Regions from separate parts of the Mus musculus genome. Here region 1 is linked to region 2. Evidence: chromatin loops called from intact Hi-C (ENCODE). Cell type or tissue: left cerebral cortex. All regions are shown on one strand. Each heading gives the region's core, and the rest is flanking DNA. Links, peaks and the distances in the headings are about the cores only.

Region 1 (9,111 bases), core at 799-8,798, 56 kb before region 2:
GAAATTTGATACTGTGTCCACTTAGCAAACTCTTATAGTGGGTTCACTACTGTGGCCTATGAACTCAACCATTGGTTGCCTCTTGTGGAGTCAGCCTCAGATCCAGTAAGAAAGCATTAGTTATTCCTATAACATTTGTGCCACTATTACATTCATGGACATGTTTTGCCATGCTGGTCCTTATAGGTGAGGAAGAGTGCTTATGATTTTCTACTAGTAGCAGTGCCTTCCAGTGCTCTTGAGATCTAGCCAGCAGGGAGGAAGTCTACTGACTTAATTTCTTCATGACCTATATTCAGTGTGTGTGTGTGTGTGTGTGTGTGTGTGTGTGTGTGTGTGTGTGTGTGTGTGTGTGTGGTCTCTTGTATGCATTGTTCTGGGAGGAGACCAAGAGCAATGGCAAAGCTTATATTGTTTTGAGCATAATCCTTGATGTAGGGTAACTCAAGTAAATTATTTTATACCAATACATATGAAGATCATAAAATAGTAGGTGTGAATATAGCTTTTTCAAACATCTTAAGAGTTAGTTGCCCTTTCCCCAACCTCCCCCTCTTCTGTCCTAATCTCCCATTCCCCTTCCCATGTAAGTCTCACTCTCTTTCTTAGTCAATGTTCTATTGCTGTGAAGAAATACCATTTCCGTGACAATTAATATAAAGGAAATCATTTATTTGAAGTTTGCTTATATTTTCAGATGTTTAGTCCATTATTCTTATGGTTTTATGGTGAGGAGAACAGAGGCACACACAGATATGGTAGCTGAGGGTTCTACTTTCAGATCCAAAGGCAGCAGGAAGAACAAGCCACTGGACTTGGCTTGAATTATTAGTTTGTTTGTTTGTTATATTATCTACACGTTTTTTATCTTTACTTATGTTTTATTGGATATTTTCTTTATTTACATTTCAAATGTTATCCCCTTTCCTGGTTTCCCCACTCCTGGAAATCCACTATCCCATCCTCCCTTGCTCTGCTTCTATGAGAGTGTTCCTCCACTCACCCACCCAATCCAACCTCCCCACCCTCGATTCCCCTACACTGAGGAATCTATCAAACCTTCATAAGACCAAGGACCTCTCCTCCCAATGATGCCTGACAAGGCCATCATCTGCTACATATGTAGTTGGAGTCATGTGTACTCCTTTGTTGATTGCTTAGTCCCTGAGAGATCTGGGGTTCTGGTTGGTTGATATGGTTTTCCCCATGGGGTTGCAAACCCCTTCAACTCCTTCAGTCATTTCTCTAACTCCTCTATTGAGGACCGTGTACTCAGTCCAATGGTTGGATGTGAGCATCCACCTCTGTATTTGTAAGGCTCTAGCAGGGCCTCTCAGGAAACAGCTATATGAGGCTCCTGTCAGCATGTACAATAGTTTCTGGGTTTGGTAACTGTATATGGAATGTAGGTGGAACAGTCTCTGGATGGCCTTTCCTTCAGCCTTTGTTGTACATTTTATCTCCATATTTGCTCCTGTGAGTACTTTTTTTCCTTCTAAGAAGGACCAAAGCACCCACACTTTTGTCTTCCTTCTTCTTGATCTTCATGTGGTCTGTGAATTGTATCTTGAGTATTTGGAGTTTTGGGGCTAATATCCACTTATCAGTGAGTGCATATCATGTGTGTTCTTTTGTGATTGGGTTACCTCGCTTAGGATGATATTCTCCAGATCCATCCATTTGACTAGGAATTTCATAAATTTGCTGTTTTTAATAGCTGCATAATACTCCATTGTGTAAATGTACCACATTTTCTATATCCATTCTTCTGTTGAAGGACATCTGGGTTCTTTCCAGCTTCTGGCTATTATAAATAAGGCTGCTATGAACATAGTGGAGTATCTGTCCTTATTACATGTTGAAGCATCTTCTGGATATATGGCCAAGAGTTGTATAGCTGGGTCCTCAGGTAGTACTATGTCCAATTGTCTAAGAAACCACCAAACTGATTTCCAGATTGTACCAGCTTGCAATCCCACCAGCAATGGAGGAGTGTTCCTCTTTCTCCACATCCTCACCAGCATCTGCTGTTACCTGAGTTTTTTTATCTTGGCCATTCTGACTGATGTGAGGTGGAATCTCAGGGCTGTTTTGATTTGCATTTCCCTGATGACTAAGGACTTTAAACATTTCTCTAGGTGCTTCTCAGTCATTCCATATTCCTCCAGTGAAAATTCTTTGTTTAGCTCTTTACCCCATTGTTTAATAGGAGGCTTGAATTTTTAAAACCCCAAAGCCCACCTCTAGTGACCCTATTCCTCCAACTATGCCACACCTACTCCAACTAAGCCACACCTACTCCAACTAACTAAGACACACATCCTAATCCCTCTCAAGTGATGCTACTCTCTAATGACCAAGCATTCCAATAAATGAGCCTATGAGTGTAATTCCTATTGAAACCACCACACTCCTCATTATCACTCCTCCGAAATATCACCTGTGTTCTACTACCCCTTCCTTTAAGTTCTTACCTCCCTCTCCCTACCACTGGCCCCTAACTAATTCTACAGGTACTCAAGAATAAATACATAAATCTAAATATCTGCTGCTAAACTCCACATATGAATTAGAGCATGCAGCAATGATCTCTCAGTTTGTGCTGAAATAATTCTAGAGATAATGTTCGAATTCTTAACTTTACTAAAGGGAGAGAACTTGGAGTTGGAGATTTTCCTTAGCTGAAGGTCTTTGAATTGACATGAAAATAGGTTGGTCATGTCCCTAAACTCCATTGTGAATGTTCTCTTCTTCCCAACCATCTAAATTTATTCACCAAGAATTACTGAAAAATACATCCTCAAACACTTACTTAGGACTTGAGGCAAAGAGTAAGTCATAAAACCTACTTTCTGGAAGTCTTCTTATCTTTTCTCATTTTTAATAGTCATTTTTTTAAACCCAATAACGGAGTATGGTGCTGTAGTCTCCCCTCCCCCAGCCTGAAACCTGCTTGCTCAGGGGTGGAGCTTCCTGCTCATTCGTTCTGCCACGCCCACTGCTAGAACCTGCGGAGCCACACACGTGCACCTTTCTACTGGACCAGAGATTATTCGGCGGGAATCGGGTCCCCTCCCCCTTCCTTCATAACTAGTGTCGCAACAATAAAATTTGAGCCTTGATCAGAGTAACTGTCTTGGCTACATTCCTTTCTCTCGCCACCTAGCCCCTCTTCTCTTCCAGGTTTCCAAAATGCCTTTCCAGGCTAGAACCCAGGTTGTGGTCTGCCTGCTGGACACAACACGGTGCTATATGCATGCCCATTTTCCAGCAATTGAGAAATGGAACCAAGGTGATCAGGAGTTCAAAGCCAGCCTCAGCTACATAGCTATCTCAAGGTCAGTCTGAGATACATAAGACCTTGTATAAAAAAACCTAAAAATATGTAATATCTATAATTATTTTAACATTAGAAAATATTCACATGTATATTTGAATTGTAAATTTACATTATAAACTACTTTCCTCCATTCTTAAACAATTTAAATTAAAATTAACTCATATAAGAAGGAAACCATATATCTGCCATGGCTACAGAGTGTCTTAAGGAACCAGCTTTCTTTGATCTCTGCACTCTACTTTCCTAGATATAACTTCCTTCTAAGTCAGAGTCCCTCCAAGGCTTAAGGTGGCAGTGCTTGTTGATGATGGTGTGTATTTGCTTCTTTACATTGCTTATAGCAATGCAGGCAAGTGATACAAGGCCCTACCAAGTTGGCAAACTTGGATCTTATGGTTACAGCTGGACCAGATGCACCAATGGGAGTCTCACAACTTGATCAGCTTAAACTCTAATCAGTAATGATCCCTGATTAAACTCAAAGCAGGAAGGAAAACTCACCAGGTCCAGAATATCATGATCCTCTTAGAGTCGGGCAATATACTTAGCTTGGCTAATAGGATTTTAGTAAGAGATAAAATTGGAGTGTGAGCCACTATAAATGCAACTCCCTTAGTAGCCTCAAATGCTCCCACCTCTACCCTCACCCATTACTCAAAATTTCCTCCATCGAAGTTTGAAACTGATATAGCAGCTGGGGTGAGGGAGGACTTGGCATAAGTGACTGTATCAATTTGCATGCAGTTTCTGCTTATGGCTGGCAGTTCTCGTTCTGATTTTTTTGGGTAGCACATACAGAGGACCCCGCTGAATCTGGCTTTGAGGGTTTATGTAAATCAGTATTAAACATTAGAATACTAATACCATGAAACCACAAAGAGTACATTAGACTTTCTCTGGGGTATAATTTGGACATGGGTATCCTTTCAAATCCCCTATATGAGTCTAAGACGTCACCAGGACTGGGAATCATTAGTACACTAAACATCTGATTGCCTCACTCTCAATTATGTTAGCCAGTTATAGCCCAATACTTTGAATTTGATTGCTTTGAAATTTACCCAGGTGACTTACAGCATAATCCCTTTAAATAAAATATTATTCTCAGTAAGATAACTGGCATTTGAGGTAGGGATGCTGTGTCAGCTTACTTTTGGAGAATGTTGTTCAATCAACAAATACATGCTAGACAAAAATATTACATAGGCATGAAGGGCTTGTATTGCTTTCTATCCATTTCTGGGGGAAGGGTATAACATACAGTAGCAACATTTCACTTTTACGTTGTAATAGGATCTCCATAGGCTTATATTGAAATTGGTTTTCTGCTGTAATCTCACATTTTAACAGCCTCCACAGACCTGCTCAGGAACTGACTCAAAATTGTTATGAAGAATATTTGGCATCATAATTTCATTTTTGCATTATATAAATGCTTCTCCCTCCCCATTTCATCCCTCCATGAGAGATATTGAAGCATCATTATAGCAGCAATGGAAAGTAAATACTTGACATGTTCAATAGTTATTTTACAAAAGCTAGAAACTGTTTTTCCTCTTGAGTGCAGAGTCTCCAGTCATCCTCTGCTTTTTAATAGGATTTTGACACCCATTTCAAATGATGGCAGAAAGTGATTTTACCACTTGGTTTTTTTGAAATTAATACTTCAGGCACCCGAGCTATTCAAAGTCCCTAAAGCATCCAATTGGCGACCCTCTCCTGTCACATGCCAGATGCCTTCCTGATTAGCCAGGCCCACTCATTTTCTCACATCCTCCCACGAGCCACCCACAACCTTGAGATTCAGAAGGGAAGCAGCTGTCTGCTGCCTCCTCATGATCTTCTCTACCAAACCTCCCATAACACTTCTTGGTCCCTGGGGCTCTGCAGATGTTCAAAGTAAGTCTTACCACTGACGAATGATAAAACTTCTCAACCTCACCTCTGTAACTCTCCACTACTTGGTAAGTAGAATGTTTACCTCTCAGGATGTTTAGCAGGCTGAACTGACTGTGCTAACTTGGTGCATGGCATATGGCAAGGTGTCAGGCTTAAGCTGCTGTTAACACACCCACTGTGGTTTCTGTCTACTGTCACTGTCACCCCATCATGGTGGTGGCTAGTCTGTAGCATGTTCTGTGTTTCTTTGGTTTTTGTACATCACTTTTCTTCTTTCTATCTGTCCTGCTTCTATCCTGCTTTAAATCCTTATCACCTCATGCCTACACTATTGTGATGTTGTTCAAAATAGTCCCCTGTTCGTGCCTCTAACTACTCAGTTCCAGAAAGAGTGAAAACTATCCACTCCACCATATCATTCCAACCTCCACAACTCAAGTCCCATTACATAGCCAACTTCTATTTACTTTTTCCAAAACTGTTTCCCTTGATTCTTCAACCCAGTACTTCTGAGGCTCTCCTGGAAGATTTTCACCAGGGAAAGTGAATCCAAGTGAGGGAAGACAGATATAGACTCATGTGAAATGACTGATTTCCACTGCTCAGATAAACCTCTTTTTCTTACTGTAGTTCTTACTGATCTCAGAACTGGAAGTCAGCTGATCACACCTTGTAGTACTAGTTCAAGAAAATGACAAGACTAAATCACAGAGGCCAAACAGTCTCCTTCTTGTGGTGGTTCCTATAGCTTAGTGGACAAATGTCTGGAGACAGACAGACTGAGGCTTCCTCAGATCTAATTAAAGTCCTTCCCAGGATAAGCTTCTGCAAATCTGCACAAATGTCCAGGATCTTTCAGAAGGCTGTTTGAGAGATGACAACATCCAAGTGAGACCATCAAGCAATGGCATCTCCCATGTGACCTGTCAATAACACAGGAAAGGTGTGGGCTTCTGCCAGCCACTCTCCACATCCTTCTCCTATTGTTCTCTTAGCATGGGCCCTACTAAGGCCTATGCTACTTGGGTTTAAAGTGAGTCACCAAGTTGCTTCCCTAGGATATGCCCGACAATGATTCTATTCTAGTGAAACAAATGTGATAGCCCAGAGTTCTGCTATGTGACTAGGTGGTATAATGGCTGGTCCTAAAGCTGACAAGAAAGCATATTTGTCTGCTACTACGTCTCTATTAAAGAACACAACTTTGAAGGAGGGACATGGAGGTCGTCTGTATTCATGAAGATGACCATTGGCACACCAAAATAATTAGTCTGTATCTTCAACACTGTAGGTACCACTAAATGCAAAATGCACCTGTTCTCATCCCTTAGTGCCCAGTCTAGTAGCTACCATCACCGTGTCCTGCTGCAGCATGAGCAACACCCTGTGCTTTGCCAGCTAGAGGATAACTCTTTTTAAAGTGGAAGTTGGTGATGATTAAAATGGTGCTAGAGCAGTAGGAACCAAAAGGAATTGCCCCAAGTAAATAGAAATTACCTTGCTGTGCCCTGCTGTAGCTCTTAGGAGATGCTATAGAGAAATTGTTTCCTGTCCTGTGCCTCAAGAGCACCACACTGACAGAAGCCCCTGGTGTGCTCACCTAAAGTTACAGGACCTTTTCTGATAGTACTGTATCTGAGATAAAAGTCCCCTACCATTACAGTCTGAGATAAAAGTCCCCTGACATCACCACAGACCCACTGCTCCACGTGCCCCATACACACACACCAACTGGTCAAGCTCATGAAGAAGAGTGCTGGGTGCTCTGGTTTGCTTGTGTCTTTCCCTATCTATATTCCTCAAGAGTGTCGTTTTCTTTTTAGAGTAAGTCATAAAAATCAATTTATAAATCTAAACATGCAAAATTTATTTGCAATAAATATATCAACAGAAAACTCTAGCTTTGGCAACACAGTGATGAGAGGAAAATTGTAGGAACTAAAACACTTGAAATCATTAGAGAGAACATTTAAGAGTACAAGGCATGAAAAATATGCTAAAGTATATAAATGCTTTGAATGATAAAATCTGGCAATAATCAAGAAGATTTACTATGGAGATTACAGTACTTTATAGATGTTTTGTTGTTGTTGTTGTTGTTGTTGTTGTTGTTGTTGCAGTGGTGTTGGTGGTGTTGTTGGTTGTGGTAGTGGTAATTATGGTTATATTATTTTTGTTTTATCTTTTGTTCAGTCTTGAAAGCAGCTAATACTTGCTGATTGGAATGGCCTTTGGTCCTTTACACAGCCTCTCACCCTTCAGCAAGTTTGTGAGGCACAGGAAGAATGGAGCTGCACAGGCCCCAGAGTAATGCTAGATCCGTCCTGCCTCACCACTGATCAAAGTACATGATGTGGTATGAAAGTCCAGGTGAGATTGGTCCTCAAAGTACATGAGTTGCAGACGCTGAACTCAGTCTGCAGTACAGTGAGTGACACTAAGATGGGAAATTTTTAAGAAGGTGGTCCTGGAGACATATAATTAGGTCACAGGGTGTCACCTTGATACTGGACCTGTGGAGCGAGTTCAGTTCTCATGAGTTAGGAAGCAAGGCCATGCCACATATGCTCAGGCCCTTTTGCTCACAGCCTGTTTCTTTCTTCTTCTCCATTATACTGTGACAAATTCAGAAAAACCTCACCAGGACACTGGCATCATGTTCTAGAGTTTCCTGAATGCTGAACCAAATAAACCCTATTACTTTATGTATCTTGTAGTAACAAAAGCCATTTGAATCCCTATGAGATGAGTAAGCTGTCTTTGAGGGGAACTCCTAAGTCACAGGCAATAGGTATAAAGAATATAGGAGGAGGTGAAAATTTAAGACCATTAATGAAATTAACCAGACCCCCCCTCCCCATGCCAAAGTCACATCCTAAATGATAAAAAGGCAAAAAGCTCAAGTTTTCAGAAAACAGGGAAATATAAAAGAAAGATCAGAGTAGGGAGAAGCTCAGCCCCTGCAGTGCTTGCTGCCCAAGTGAAGACGTGAATTTGATCTCCAGCCCTCACATAAAAGCTGCATGCTGCCTTGGTCTTGCAAACTTTTTATGCCCCAGTACAGGGGAACACCAGGGCCAAGAAGTGGGAGTGGGCAGGTAGGAGAGCAGGGTGTGGGGAGGGTATAGAGGACTTTCAGGATAGCATTTGAAATGTAAATGAAGAAAATACCTAATAAAAAATTGGAAAAAGGCCAGGCGGTGGTGGCACATGCCTTTAATCCCAGCACTTGGGAGGCAGAGGCAGGCAGATTTCTGAGTTCAAGGCCAGCCTGGTCTACAGAGTGAGTTCCAGGACAGCCAGAGCTATACAGAGAAACCCTGTCTCTGAAAAAAAAAAAAAAGGTAATAAAGAAAAATAAGTAAAGTTTAAAAAAAAATGCTGCATACTGGTATACACTGGCAGTCTCAGAGCTGGAGAGGCAGAGACAGGCAGAGCGCTGGAGCACACTGAGCAAATAGAGGAGGAGGCAAATAAATAAATAAATAAATAAATAAATAAATAAATAAATAAATAAATAGATAATCCAAATGATGTTAGGATGAAGACTGATTAAGGAATTGGTATTCCAATTCCTCCAATGTTGACCTCGTGCCTCCGCATACACACATCTGAACACTCGAATCCACATGCTTATATGCACACTCCACACAAACACATACACACACCTACACCACATTTACACACACATACACAAGTACAGAGGAACGGCAAATGAAAATGTATAATTTTGGTCCATGTAAACAGCAGGCATTATAAATAAACACAAATTATTTTTTGAGAGTATTCTATTTCAATTAATTTCCCCAAACACAAACCTTATGACAAAAGAATAAAACTATTTCTTAATTTGTTTCCAATTTGATATTATT
Region 2 (9,111 bases), core at 735-8,734:
CAAAACAATCTTGGACAATAAAAATATGGCTGGAGGCATCACCATTCCTGATTTCATGTAAAACTAAGAGTCATAGCAATAAATGCAGCGCGTGGTGGTAGCACAAAAAAAGACACATTATTCAGTGGAATAGAATTGAGAACCATAAGTCTAAATACCTACAGCCAGCTGATTTTTTTCAAAGATGCCAAAAACATACATTGATGAAAAGACAGCATCTTTAACAAGTCAGGAAGCTGGACAACTACTGGATATAGAACAATGAGACTTGGGGCTTCCCTCCTACCCTGCACACAAATCAATTCCAAATATTGGTAAGAGATATCACAGAGACTCCAAAAAATGATACAGACTGTTGCCATTGCTCAAGGTTGCCTACCAGACCTGGATGGTAAGATCCTACACAGGTAGCTGGGGCAAGCTATGAGCCATGTGAACTACAATAATGACAAGCATGGTAAGACATGTAGTAGTGGCACAGATGCTAAGGAGATAACCAATCACTTTCTTCCTGCTCCCTAGAACCTCACAAGACCAAGCTAATCAATAGCCCGACGTGGAATGGGAAGGGGTTCAAGAGCTACCTTCTAACTGAGGAACTATTGACAGTTGATAGCTTCTGTGGTAGGGCATGCCAATTGTCCTTAAAGGTGTGGGCCTTAGTAGGTCTACCATGTTCCAGTAGATGTCACCACACCTTGGAATATATGCTCAGCACAAACTAGACTTGGTGAATTGTTTTCTTTTAAAAGAGTACTAGAATTTCAGATGACATGGTGAATTATAGGTAGCTCTCAAAGCAATCAGGGGAAGGTGATTGCATGTGATAAAAATACACTATGGAATTCTCAAAGAATTAATAAAACATAAATAAATATATATTTTAAGTAATTATATATGACATAAAACTGCAACTAACATCTTTCAAACGTTCATATACTACATACATATCATTTCTGCTCTCCTGAAGAACACAATGCTCTCATTTGGACTCCTTCTGAAGACCTATTAATACACCAAGGAACTTGGAGATGGGAGAGCCTTGTTTAAAATACTACTATGTAGCAAATCGAATCTGGGGTGTTGCTGGCTATTTTAGGCTTATGCTTCTCTAAAACATACATCCTGTATCTGCCAGGCTCCGTTCACTAGTTTCCAGACTACCAGGTACTCTTCTCAGGAAGAGTGATTACTACATTGGTCGTTGCTAGAAGCAGCATCTAGGGCCCTAATTATTCACTGTCACGGTTTCCTTGTAATCAGATCAGTGGAACATTCTGAACCCAGACCAGTCCCCACAGGGTCATTCACACCACTGTCTATGAGCATGTGATCAGGAAAAAAGTCTGTACCAGGTGAGCACATAACACAAGCTTTCCAAATTATTTCAGCTTTCCCTGCCAAAGGGTCATCCTCACACAATGCCCCTTCTCCCCCTGAATCCAGTCATATGGAAGTGTTACGTTAAAGGACCTGGCAGTCATGCTACGCATACATGCTTGCTGGATAACCAAGGAAAATATCCAGGAAGGATAAAGGCATCTGTTGCCTCCCCAACTCCCCTAAAATTCAAATGTAACAAAGAAGATAGTTAAAGAGAGTGAAAAATGGTTAAACACTAGAAGCTATTGTCTACAAATCTGTTCTTCCTTGAATAACCTAAGAGTCCTCTATTTAAATCTCAGATGAAACAAGCAGAAATGTCCCAGACATTGGGATTTAAATATAGCCAAGACTCAGAGGAGCCAAATAAGGACAGCAGCCAGGTGTGGGCTGGATGCCCCATTTGGAATTCTGATGAATCTCCTGCATCTGCCCCTTCAAGCCTGTGCTGCTTGGTCCATACTGTGCCTGTGCATTCCTGACCTTTGTCACATTGTGAAGGTGTCTCACAATTGTAAATTGTCTCATCCAATCTGTCCTCGTGACCTTAGGTTTAGTTCTACTCTAGAAGCCTAACTTGAGGATGTGGTATTTGGGTAAAGACTCAACTTCTAATGGTGAAGGAAGGAAAATTCTCTCTGTACCCAGGCTAAGGCTACAGAAAGCTTCTCAGATAAAAGTATTCACCCTGGCTATGTTTGCAGAGTCTCACACCCTGAACTCATCATGGCCAGTAAATGAACCATCTTCTGCATGTGAGTGCTTCCAAGCAGATCCATCTACCATGTCACTTACTGGCTTCATTGAAAAGTCTGGAGGGTCCTTGTTGTATAATTGCACACCATGTATAAATGTGTGTTCCAGATAGTAATAGCACTGACTTCACCCATCAGATGTGTGTAAACAGGTTCCCAGCTGGCTTAGATTACTAGAAAATGAAAAGCATGAGAATAGTAATTACACTGTAAACACTTTTTTGGCACTTGCCAGGTACTATTCTAAGAATCACATCTGTCCTTTCTCTCTAGGCCTCACTTATACCAAATATAAAATGGGGCATAAAGTCAATTCTGAACCTTTGGGTTATTGTATCCATTCAATTAATTGTGAAAATGTATATACATTACATGACCAATATGTATTGAGAAGCCAAGCTTCATGCTTACATATTCTGATTCTAGAATACTTGTCTCTGGTATTCTCCACAGACTGTGCCTCTGTGTGAACTTGCTCTAACATGTGCATTGTATCCATATGTCAACTCTACCCTATTCTTTTTTGTTTGGTTGGGTTTTTCGGAAACTTGGAAACAATCTTAGTGTTTAAAGGAAAAACCCCAGGGTATACAAGTTGTCAATCTTTCCAGCTTCCCAGAAGAGGGAGAGAGAACGAGGGGAAATAAATAAGGCATGCCTTCTGAATTAGGCATGGAAGACCTACATTAGTCTAAGCAATTCAATATCTTAACCACCTTGTGTTATCTGCCCTTGTCACTCTCCATCCTCAGGAAGAGATCTCCTCCCAGAAGCACAGGCTTCAAAAGCAAACCAGCTAACCCAGAACGCACATCTCCAACCACTTTCCCTAAGACTGTCAGACTTCACTCCGGAACACTACACATCAGCCATTATTTATTTGTTTTTTTGTTTTATGTATCCACACTCTGCTGCATATGCACCTGAACACCAGAAAAGGGCATCAGATCCCTTTATAGATGGTCCTGAGCCACCATGTGGGTGCTGGGAATATGAACTCAGAATCTTTAGAAGAGCAGCCCGTGCTCTTAACCTCTGAGCCATCTCTCCAGACTGACACCAGCCATTATTACCCTCGAGGTCAAACACCATCCAGCACAAAGTTTCTCTCTACGCAATGAGATCAATGAATTTGTTTAAACTAGGTCATGTTCTCTGGCAGAAACTCCTCACCTACCTTGGACTACTAACTGGCATCTTTATGTGCCCCCTATGTCACAGCATGCCCATTCCCCTTCTGAACTGTGAGTGACAGACTACCTTTTCAGTGATAACTATCTCTTGACTTATTGACATTACTATATACCCAAGTTTTACAACAGCATGCATTTTAAAATGCCATTATGTTCAGGAAGCAAGTTCCTCTAATCAATAGTACTCGGTTCAACCTATCTCTTAAGGCTTTCTGCTCCTGACCATTACTGAGTGGACTCGCAAAGGGTAGCCCTGGAACATTTTTCTAAAGGGATCATGTGGTTTCTGTTTCCATCCTGTAATGGTGTTTCCTTCTCACAGGTGGGACACCTGTCCTTAAGCAAAGTGCTGCCAAGAACTTATAGATCATACAACATGCTATAATGCAAAGCATTATAGTGGTTTTCACAAAGAAAATTTTAACCCTTAACAATTATTTCCTGGTTGTATTTTCATTAGGAATTTTGCTTGCTTGATAATCACATGCATGAGTAAAAAAACAAATCTAATAATATTAATAATATAATAATAATAATAGAAAATATCCTTTGTTTACTCTCATGTGATAAAAGAAAGTTATAGATTGGAGTCTGTCAGGCTTAAGGGAGATACTGAGGTCAGAACACCTCCCCATCTTTTGCTGCAGTAGCTAGCTGACAGTTCCCAGAAGGTTGATGGCCTTTGCAAGAGGCTGCCGACAACACACTTCTGCCCTGTGTGTATGCTAATATGCTTGCCAGCTTGAAATCACAGAAGTGACTGAAGCAAGTTTGAATTCAGAGAAAATGTGGGAGGCTGCCTCTGACTCAGCAGATATTATCTGAAGGCAATGTGACAGAGATGTGATAGGAAACAAACGATAACTAAATCCTCTCTCCTGCTCTTTGACTCGAGATGTCTGCAAACAGGCTTCTCCCTATAATCAGAAGAATCAAAGTCAAGCCCAACGAAGGAAGACCTACCTAGGGTTGACACTCAGCCACCCTGCACAGCCTAGTGCAGGATGAGACCCGAGCACAATTCAAAACCATAGATTCTCTTCCAGGCAGTCTGCTGAAGTGAGACATTGCTAGTCTTCCATATTTAACTTAGCTCCTCATTTAAGTAAATGGCGTTTGTGAGAAAGTGGTTTATTTGCATCGATGGCATGCGCTTCGATGCCAGGTTTATCTCAATTCAGATATGCATTTTCAACGTTGCAAACATATGGCTAGAATTTCTGTAGAGCTGTTTGGGAAATTTTTATGGATCAAATCCTTAGTCCTGACATGCCAGCCAGGCTCAGAGATTTTTTTTTAAACTGCTGCAAAGCCCTTTCCTTCCTACAGGCTCATTTCTAGCATAAATTGGCTTGGGAAGTGTTTATAAGTTCTTCAGTGTTGTCTATAATTACTTTCTCAGCTGAAGGGATGGTAAGGAGGCAGATCTAGATGGAGAAGAGAGCTGGAAAAAGCCTGAATAAATAAATAAAGATGTCTTATGAGGGAATCACTTCCATCTCTCCGATCTGGGATTTTCTTCTCCACCCCACCCAACTATGATTGAAAAAGATTAGTGCCGGAGTTCTATCAGCGATATTAAAAAGAATCACCGCCAGGCTTTGTTATGTGGTTCCCAGAGGCTTGAGGTTCAAACAGCTGCTGTGTAAAGAGCAGTGTCCAGAGAGGAGACCAAGAGAAGAGATAACTGACTTTCATCTCTATGGTTATCCAGGCACACTTGAGGAAACCACTTTCATTTTACCTGGGAGAACATGAAAAAATATGCGAATGTTGTATGAGCAAGTACAGTGGAGGGCCCTTGAGAGCGAAATTGCTATTCAGATGCTTTCTGAGCTAATACTCCAAAGTCTGCACTGTGTCTCTTGCTCGTGGCCTCTTGATGGAATTTTGTGTAATCGGACTCCAGGCTATGCACTGCAGAGACGCTATATGTGAGATGTGCGTAAAGAACCAACAGCGTCACTGAGCACAGGCCGCAGAGCAGCGACAATCTTCCTTTCTCTCGGCCTTTCCTCAGATTTCATTTCATGGTGATCCACTCTGTCTGTTATTTGCCTTTTCTTTTGACCATGCCATGCTGTAAGAAACAGAGACCGTGAAGACCACTGACAGCAAATGGCAGACAGCATTGGCCTCTGGTGACCTGCAATACCAAATTGCATCAAAACACAGCTGCACTTAGATAGCAGTGACACAATGCCTTGCCATTCATGCCTCTGTGATGCTTATGAAAACATGATTAATACCCTTAATTAGGCAACTGTGCACTGAGCCAGCCTCTGTATTTGTGAGTTTCATATATATGGGTCAGTCAATGCAATGCAGATTGGATGTATTTGAGGAAAAAATAAATGCATTTGAACTGAACATGTACAGGGCCTTTTTCTCATCACTATTACCCAAACAATGCAATGTAACACCTGTCTAGGTAGCACTCACCATGCAGGATGTTATCAGTAACCTGCAATGAAGATTTAAAGCACCCAGGAGGATTGCAAGGGTTGTAAACACTGTACTGTTTTATGGAAGAGACTAGGACATTCTCAATTTGGACATCTGCAGGACATTGTGGAATCAATCTTTTGAGGATATCAAAGGACAACTCTACATATATGTATAAACTCATGTGTTATACAGAACCATTTTAAATATTAACAGTACTTCTGAACAATACACATACCACCCATCCCTTTGATGTCTATTTTTGACGAGGCATTGGTTATCCATACACACTTCCTTGTGTTCGCACAGGAAAAAGATCTAGAAAATTCATGATTGGAGATGAGAGCAAAACCCACTTCTCAGATGGTACCATTGTGGCTTTCCTTTATCCTAACCATATATATGTTTAAAAAACACAGGTTAACAAAACATAAACCTAAGAAAAACAATTTTTCATTCTACCTAATCTCAGAATAGTGTCATCCCCCAAAAAACATACATAAAACACAAAACACTTAAAGAGAGACTCGTGTTTTGTTCATATTTTTTAAATGTGTAGGAATAGCATCTGTGACTTTCTGTTCCATACTTACTCCAAACTCTCTCCTTTCTCTCCAAACTTAGAACTCCACTCCCACCTGGTTCCTGCCCCCTTTCCTTTTCTCGAGATTATTTATAACATAATAAAGAGCCTAGTTGTGGGTAGAGACTCAGAGTTTAGAGGAGAACAAACTCACTAGACCAGCCCATAAACCTCTGTAACAGAGCAGGGAGGGACAGTTGAGGCATCACTGTGTTGTTAGTTAGCCCTCATCTTCATTTCACAACATCTATTGACCTATCAACATAACTTAAGAATCTAAACTAGAACCAGAAAACCAGGATACAATATACTGCACCTTCCCTTAGAGACCAAAAGAGCCTTGTTTTGACCAATGACTTTAATTGCTGTAAGATGTGGTTGTATGGACAGACAGACAGATGACAGATAATGGTCAGGACCTTGGAACTCTCAGCCCAACCTCACCCTCTTGGAACAGGAGATGAGCTGGAGAATAGGTTAAGAACCCATCATGCCTATGTGATGAAGCCTCCATAAGAATTCCTAATGAGTAGGGTTCAGCAATGTCTTGATGCTTATCATCACCTGGGGCTCTACCATTGAGGTACATTCCCAGGCCCTACTTCTTGCATTGGCTGTCTCATCTTTCTAGACTGAGCTCTGAAGACCCCACAGGGAAGTGTCTTTTCATCTTGATTCCACAGTACCCTGAGGACTCAGCATAAGGTAGAGCCCTCCCTTAGAAGTAGTTGGGATGGCAGGGATGCCTAGTTGACTGTTCTACTCTTTCATCTTCTCCCATGTGTCAAGGGGAGAGCAAGCCTGTCTCCTACTTGCTATTGCTTTAGCATCTACAAAAAAATAAGGAGTGGAGCAAATCCTGAAAACTTTGTCTTTGCTATATTGTACCAATGGCTATCAGCTAGGAGGCCTGAAACCAGTACATTTATAGGCTAGAAAACACATAAGCTAGATGCAGCGACAGCTACCCATACTTCAGTCTCCACTACTCTCACAGGTGCTGAACCAGGACATCACTTGAGTGTGGGTTCAAGGACAACTTGAAAAATGCTCTAAAAGCTCATTCCTAACCACCAACCCCCAGAAAAGACATTTGTCTAACTTTTTTCTTGCAAGCACCTGGTTTTATGAAAATGTTCTGAAAAAATATTTTAAAGCCAGATGAAAGAGTAGGGTTCAAAGTGTTTCTGGGTAAGCCAGCAAGAACACAATCCAAATGTGCAGACGTTGGTGCCCTAATTCCATGGCAAAAGAAAGTCCTGCACTGAGGACTCTCAAGCTTCAACCTATGCGACTTATCACTAGACTGTCTGCTATGTTTATTATCATGCCCTTCATTAAATAATAAGCCAATAAATATGGGTCTCTCCATTCTGTTAACCATTACATCAAGTGGTTAAATGCACGGAAGGGGGTGTGGGACTTCTCATCCTATGGCCAGTCTGGGATGGGGCTTGTCATGTATATGTGGAGGAACTGACTATGGATGAAACCTCACACACATTTTAGCAAACAGAGTGTTAAATATAAGATCACAGTGGAGAAAATGATTTTTTTAATTCTTTTTCCAATATGTACACAGAGAGAGAGAGAGAGAGACAGAGACAGAGACAGAGACAGAGACAGAGACAGAGACAGAGACAGAGACAGAGACACAGAGAGAGTTAGAGTTACTGGTATAAAAAGGGGGGAAGTCTTGCAAAATCAATCTTTACAGATTTGGTAATATTTGCAGATCTGGCAAATATTGCAGATCTGCTTATATTTAGAACACATCACTGTTGGCTTCCCGTTCTCCCATGATGAGGTCCTAAGGTCTTGAGAAATTGGGCTGATACACTAAACATATATATATTCTAATTATCTCTGTCTCTCTCCATAGATAATTTTTATTCATTATTAAGCATATTGATAACTTAATTTCCTATAATGTATACATGCTTGCATGTTTCTGTGTATATGTATGTGTCTGTATGTCTTTGTGTCCATGTATACATGTATATTCAATCACATGTCTTTATATGTATGTGTATTTAGTTATTCAAAGCAAATCTTAACAACACTGTTCAACTTTAGTTCAGATAAGAAGACGCCTCTTATCAAGATGGCATGCCTATGTCTTGTGGCCCTGATTGCCTTATTTAATTAAAAATTTATGCCACAAACATTAAAACTTTATAATTAATGTTATTTTAATCTATGCTTATAATCCAATATTCTGTTTATTGTTTAGTTTCCCTTACAATGAGCTAAAGAGAAAAAAAAACTTGTCCAAAAGACACAAGTATCTACTTTTTTCTTCTGTTCTATTCTTTGCTTCAGATTAATTCATTGACATTCTGATTTTATGCATTGGTCTCTGTAAGGCTAGCTAATGGGAGTATGCCCATGAGAAATTATTTTACACTTAGTGAGGGGAAAAATATAAGACCAAAAAACTTGACTCTGGACTAATAAATTCTCACTTCTGAAACCTTTTGAAGAAAGCTATAAGCTACTTCTAAGTATATCATTTTCAGTAATACATGTTTTAGTCTTTTTAAAAAAATATACAACTTGCAAATGTAATATGTAAATGTAAATATGTAAATATATTCTGATATTAATCTGCTATCCAATAATAACTGTCAAAAATTCTCTCCCATTCTGTGGGCTTCCTCCTAACTGGATTGATTTATTTCTATAACTGTGCATGAACTTTTTGGTTTAATGAAGTCATCTTTGTTGATTCTTGCCCTTAATTCTTGGGCAA

Evidence for each region. Hi-C counts contacts between places; a loop is a spot of excess contacts. Peaks named below come from ENCODE experiments on the same cell type or tissue, not always from the same donor. Only the 100,000 strongest peaks of a DNase experiment are listed, where the experiment ranks them.
Region 1: a loop joins it to region 2, with 4 times the contacts of the local background. A loop is called at or near these places in 2 of 42 quality-filtered maps.

Annotation. Positions count from the first base shown.
Region 1 is chr2:123,020,118-123,029,228 of GRCm38, reverse strand. No RefSeq gene overlaps it. Among named protein-coding and RNA genes, the nearest start is that of Gm34430, 94 kb to the right of the region's middle. In left cerebral cortex, for the core only: no CTCF peak of the experiment used is centred there; DNase peaks (open chromatin) are centred at 4,056, 5,146 and 5,774; H3K27ac peaks cover 1,824 bases.
Region 2 is chr2:122,964,443-122,973,553 of GRCm38, reverse strand. No RefSeq gene overlaps it. Among named protein-coding and RNA genes, the nearest start is that of Gm34430, 39 kb to the right of the region's middle. In left cerebral cortex, for the core only: a CTCF peak has its summit at 4,636; DNase peaks (open chromatin) are centred at 3,591, 4,166, 4,504, 5,149 and 2 more places; H3K27ac peaks cover 1,690 bases.